Linked DNA regions of Homo sapiens: region 2 is linked to region 1. Evidence: chromatin contacts called from ENCODE Hi-C data. All regions are on one chromosome and are shown on one strand. Each heading gives the region's core, a stretch centred on a gene start or an enhancer-like site at or near the end of the contact. The rest is flanking DNA. Distances are from core to core; before and after follow the strand shown.

Evidence for each region. A loop is a pair of places that touch in the nucleus more often than their neighbours do. Pooled maps may share reads with other maps.
Region 2: a loop to region 1 is called in a map of ascending aorta, with 8 times the contacts of the local background. The contact joins the promoter of SEMA6D here to the promoter of DUT in region 1. A Hi-C loop is called at or near these places in 3 of 168 maps with a recorded cell type or tissue (ascending aorta, gastrocnemius medialis and head of caudate nucleus) and 9 of 50 pooled maps.

The regions. Positions count from the first base shown.
Region 1 is chr15:48,329,971-48,332,946 of GRCh38, reverse strand. DUT (deoxyuridine triphosphatase) reads right to left here and starts at 1,518. Exons shown (of 7, transcript NM_001025248.2): 1 at 1,152-1,518; 2 at 541-679. The coding sequence starts at 1,431. DUT-AS1 (DUT antisense RNA 1) reads left to right here and starts at 1,091. Exons shown (of 3, transcript NR_186809.1): 1 at 1,091-1,384. RefSeq lists enhancers at 741-1,035, 959-1,483, 1,484-2,010 and silencers at 741-1,035, 1,086-1,295.
Region 2 is chr15:47,716,226-47,718,925 of GRCh38, reverse strand. SEMA6D (semaphorin 6D) reads right to left here and starts at 1,421. Exons shown (of 19, transcript NM_001358351.3): 1 at 1,234-1,421. RefSeq lists a silencer at 1,300-1,594.

The DNA.
Region 1 (2,976 bases), core at 269-2,768:
ACAACAGCATACGGAAAGTTTTTAGTACAGGTAAAACGTGCTGTAGAGATGAAAGTGTGGTAGATTACAGGCAGCTCTGCCTTTCGTTTTCAGATGCCTTCTCAAATTCCGCCCTGGGCCGGATGAATGTATAGAAAATAACTTTTTAAGGCAGATGCATCTTCGTTCATCCTTCTTAGGTATTTTCACGCTCACATCTAGGCTCTCACCTTGGTTTTTCTATTGAGCACAGCATCACCCTCGGGCCACTCGAAAGCCACCATGGGCCTTCCTCTCTATCTTCTATTTAGGAAGGGCACAATAAACGTTGCAAAGTAACGCCTTGCTAGACACCGTATAGCTATTTTACTTATTCTGCAGTCTTTGCCCAAATCTCTATTTAATTTATGCCAAAGATGAAAGCTAAAATTTTAAACACGAAAAAGGCAGAAATCCTATTTATAGCTAGTGTGTTCCTGTGATCTCTCCGGTGACTGTTTCTAGCTGTGGCAGCGGACGGCCGGCCCTTCCCAGCCTCCTCGCCGGCAGGTCCCCGCTCACCTGTACAGGTCGTAGCCCGCGGCGCGCGCGGAGCCCCGGGTGGGGGCCGTGGCGTGCTCGGAGAGCCGGGCAAAGCGGAGCTGCATGCCGCCCACCTCCGCAGGCCGGGCCCGCTTACTGGGTGAAATGGCGGGTGTCTCTTCAGAGCAGGGCATGGCAGAGCCAGAAGGCGAGCGAGGAGACCACCGGGGGAAGAGGAGAGCGCACGATGAGCGTCGCCGCAGGGAGCGCGCCAAAACCGAAATTTCCCGCCAGCCCCGCCCCACCCACCGCCCCTCCCCGGGACGAGTCCACAGTTCTGGCTGAGAGGGGAGGCGGGATTCACATTTTGGGTTTGAAGCCCTTCTCGGAAAGCAGGTTTGGGATGGGAAACTACTGGGTCCCAGTCAACTTTCCACATTCAGCGCGTGGGGCCAACTTTGAAGGGGAGCTTCTAGGGCGTCGCCCTCACACACTAGAAAGCCGCCCCCTCGCCAGGGGACCCTAATGGACCACCCCACCCCCCCCGCCCCCCGCGCGCAGAAGGACCGCTCGCCACCCTACTTCCCCCACAGCCTCAAGCCGCGTGGATTCCTTCCAGACGGCCGGAGCCCCTCCCCCGCCTTTCCTACCCGGCCCCGGCGCCGGGCTTCCCCCCGCCTTAGGAAGCTCGCCCTTCCAGCCAGCGGCCCCGACTGTACTGGCTCCGCGGCAGCCTTGGCTCAGGCGGCCAGCGCTGGACAGCGGCCGGGGAATCCCGTGCTGCGCGGCGCGGCCGAGGGGCGGGCCTGGCCCGGAGAGTACCGCGGCTTCGGCCCTCTGCCGTGCGCCTCGCGCGTTTTGCATCGCTGAGCGAAGCAGAGACGTAAGGAAATGGTAGCAGAGCGCGGGGCGAGGGCAGAGGGGAGTCATTTCCCCCAGAGTTTGGGCTGGTTGGGTCCTCGGCACCTCCGGACGTGCGCCAGGCTTCCACCCTGAAGACGCGCCCGTCCTGGGAACATGACCTCGGAAGCAGTCGCAGCCGCCGCCGGACGAGGGGCGTGGAGAGGCGGTGCCCCGGCAGCCCAGGGATGGCGCAGGCCCTGGGGCCCCAGGAAGACGGCGCCGTTGGCGTCTTGAGTCTTGCTGCCGCCTCTGGCTGCCTAGCCCTCTTGCTTTCGCTCTTCTTGTTTGCTCTGGCCCCCATTTTTCCGAGAGTGTACGCCAGGCCCGGGCCCTGCTCCTGGACTGATTTACCTGGGGCGGCACCGCCCGCAGCCATGACTCCCGGGCTCTGAGTTTAGCGGCGCCCTAAGCGCCGGAACCGCATCTCGGCGCCGGTGACAGTTATTGCGCCCGGGGCCGCTCCCCAAGCTGTGGGCAAGACACCGCGCCCGATTTCCTTTCAGCACCGAGTGTCAGACGTTGTAGTGTTTATTCGACCGGAGGCAGGGAGGGCGCTACTATCCTATCACAGGTTTGGGATAACCCAACAGAAACGCAGTGGGAACCCCTTGGCTAGGAGTCGAACAAGGATCCCGGGTCGTGGTAGTATAGTTTACAGTGGGGGATAAAGCAGTAACTTTCTAGATAGTTGTTAATAATTTTTTCTGAGCTGCAAGTATCTCCTTATTTCTCACAAAAATCTGCGAGCTGAATTGAATGGTTTTGAATTTTCAAAATTAAAAAAGCTGTGGGGCAGTTTTAGAGTATTATTGGGGAAATTTTACATTCGTTGCTATGCCTTTCCATACAGGCCCCCCCTTTTCGGTCTCCTTAACTGGTTCGTCTTCGTAGTTGGAATTCCTTTGCATGAGGCTATGGAATATACACTACCTTCTCTGGACGTTAACTATTAGCTACAGCTTGAGGACTCCCAAATTTATGCCTTTAGCAACACGATCCGAGCCCTGCAACTTTTCGACCTCATTTTGAGCCAACATTATTTTGCTCCCTTATTTTGTTGAAGTACTTTCTCCAGTTATTTACTTAAAATGTTCACATGAGAGACATACTATTTGATTCCTTGCTTGTACTAAGATGTAATGATTGTAACGACTTCATTTTCCTAGACCCAGATAAAAGTCTCGCTTCATTCATGAAACTTTTTACAATCAGTAGTGACCTCTGCCCCATCTTATCTCTTTTAACACTTACTATATCATTCATTAGTCGTTAGCCATATACTTTCATTGTGTAATCTTCTGATGTATATGCATTTTATCTCTCACATGAATTAGAGTCATAAACTTTTATGAATTCTTCAAAGCACTTACTTCAGTGTTTACACAAAAGTTACTTGTTTGGCTTATTACAATATCTAACACCAAGCAGGTTACCTTCTATTTTTTGTTGTTAATCTGTATACATAAAGTGTTTATTGTTACTTTTCAGCTGAGTTTATTTTAGACTAAAAGAGAAACGGCCATAATCTAACTGGCAAAAAGTAATAGGATTCTGAGCCAGTAAGCATTTAAT
Region 2 (2,700 bases), core at 172-2,671, 610 kb after region 1:
GACCAGGGACAAACACCGCCGCTGTCAAGACGGGAAATAAAAGTTTCCCTACCTTCCTCCTCACCATGCCCCTGCCAGCGGCTGCCGGCGCGAGCGGCGGCTCCCTCCCGGCTGCAGAACGCCTCTCGTTGCCGGAGAAGGGGCTCAGCAAAATTGACTCTTCCTTATTTGTTTCCATCCATAATTGATGGGGAGATGAGAACGTAACACATCTCAGCACCGAGCTCTTGTCGCCTGGCGGAGACCCTGTCCAAGACGCTTCCGTAAAGCATTTCCAGTCGGGGAACAAAGCACGGAAAGTTGCTGGGTAGAGCGGCCGGGAGGAGACACCGGGAGCCGGGTGGGCGGTGGGGTGGCCGGTGGGCTGCTCCGGGCCCGGGAGTCCGCCCGCAGCGCGCTCTGCCAGTAAGGGGAGAGGGACGGTGGGAAGCGGCCGCCCTCCGGGCCTGGGCCGGGGATGGGGATGGCCAAGTCACCCGAGCTCCCGCCCCTCGCCGGCAGGCACTACCCGGGGGCCGTGCAATCCGGGCGCTCACTGACAGGTATCCTACGCCCGCGAGGGGCTGCTCCGGCCTCAACTGCGGCGCTGCGCCCCTTCTCCAGGACGCAGGCTAATGCTCGCCCGCCCGCTCCTAGCCGGGCGCAGAGCTGCCAGACCCCGGGCGTCCCAGCGTCCGCTCTGGGGCCAACGGGCGGGAGGGGGCGGCTAAGCCCGCAGGCGGCTCCTTCGGCCTTGGCTCAGCTCTCCCCGGCTGGCTCCTGGAGACGCTGTGCCCGGCAGAGAAGCAACCCCTGCTAACCCCAGCTATGTGCGGGGGACGCCGAGCTGGCTCTGCCTGGCAAGAAACTTTTACTTGATGCCCCCTCCGCTTTTTTTCCAAGGGGGTGCACAGTGGAGGAGGGCCTCCAAGTCCACTTGCCCCTCCCCCTAAGCCGCCAGCTTTGCCAGTTTTGACGCGTCCGCCAAACCTCTCTAGCCCTTTGCGCGTCCCTTGCACGGCAGGCAGAGAGAGCAGCTTGGAAAATAAATCAACTGTCCAGTGGCAACACACACACACACACACACACACACACACACACACACACACACACAGCGATTCGGGATCTCAGGTTCCGACCCCCACCGCGCGCACACACACACACACACACACACACACAGCGATTCGGGATCTCAGGTTCCGACCCCCACCGGGCGCCACAAGAGCATTAGCAAATTGTTGAAAACGGTCTTACCTCATTGGGGGGAGGCTGGTAAGAAAAAAGAAAAAGAAAAAAAAAAGCTTGCCACGCGCAAGGAAGAAAGAAAATAAAGAAAAATATTGTAAAAATAGATATCCCTCTGTCTCCTTAGGTCTTGGCTTCCTTGATAGAATCCTGAAACTCGCCACCACCCCTTGCAGCAGCAGCAGCAGCAGCGGGACAGAGCAGGAGCAAAACAAACCGATGCACGGCAAATGGTGTAATTCGATCCATCTCCAAGTCAATCCATCAGGCGAGCCGGAGCCTGGCTCCCTCCACGCACTCGGCAGCTCCCGGCGCGGGTCCCACCCCCGGGCACGGACGGCAGGAGGCGCGGCCGGCCGGGCGCGCTCGCCCTCGCGGGTGAACCGTGGCCAGCGCCGCCTGGAGGCCCCCACCCTGGCGCCGCGGCCCTGCTGACCCCTCGGTGGCCTCCGCGTCCCTCCTCTCCGGCGCTCTGCTGCGCACCCTCCCTCTCCCCACCTCTGAGTAGCTGCTCCTTCTAGCAACTCCCAGTGCCTCAGTCATCCAGCTCGCAGTGGGTGCTGCAGCCTGCGAAGCAACCTTTTCGATTCCCTCCCTCTTTCCCTCTCGCTCACTTCTTTCAGAGCTTTCCTCCAGAACCCAGAGGACAAATCACTGCAGCCCAGGAGAGCTGCGGGCGCAGTTGTTCCGTGAAGTTCTGCCTTAGTTTTCCAGTGTAAGATTTATTTTTTAAGCACATCTTTACAAACCCGCCCCCACATTACCCCCCCGCCCCCCATTTCTCTTTATAACCACTAAGCAAAACAGCTGGGAAGAAAGCAATCAAACATTGCTTTATCTTTATAAAATACAGAAATTGCCTACTAAAAATCCCATTTCTACTTTGAATGAAAGCCATTCTGTACAGTATAATTTTGCAGGCTAATGACCCGGTTTTACAGGCAAGTGTTTCATGTAATATGTTGTGGGAGAAATGAAAATGTCCTTGAAGTGACATCATTTAAAATTGACTGTCACAAATGAAAGGAAAAAAAAAGTCACATATTCCAAAACAAGAGGATTTTAATTCAAACTTCATTTCCAAGAACGGGCTGTGTTTTATTAATTTCCAGTTGAATTATGGATCACTGAGGGCTCTAAATGGCTAGAATGAACCATGATGCCCCTGTTTAAAGAAAAAGAAGAGAGCTTTTTCCGCCAAACTTAATTTTCATTTGAGTATGGTTAATTACCGTGAAAGAGAGAAGAGAGGGGCGCAGAAAGGACTTCCTTTCCTCAATGGTTCCTGCTTTCTCCCAAACACAGTTACATGTTTACATTTAGGAAAAATACCCTGGTCCTCGTTGTTTCTGAAACTTCCAAGGACAGCCTTGAAAAGGAACTCAAAAAAGACACCCCAAGCAACTGCTGCAGGACTCATCCGGAGAACTATTTCCTCCCTAGTTAACACTGTGTAACCCAAGGAAAGAAGGGGAG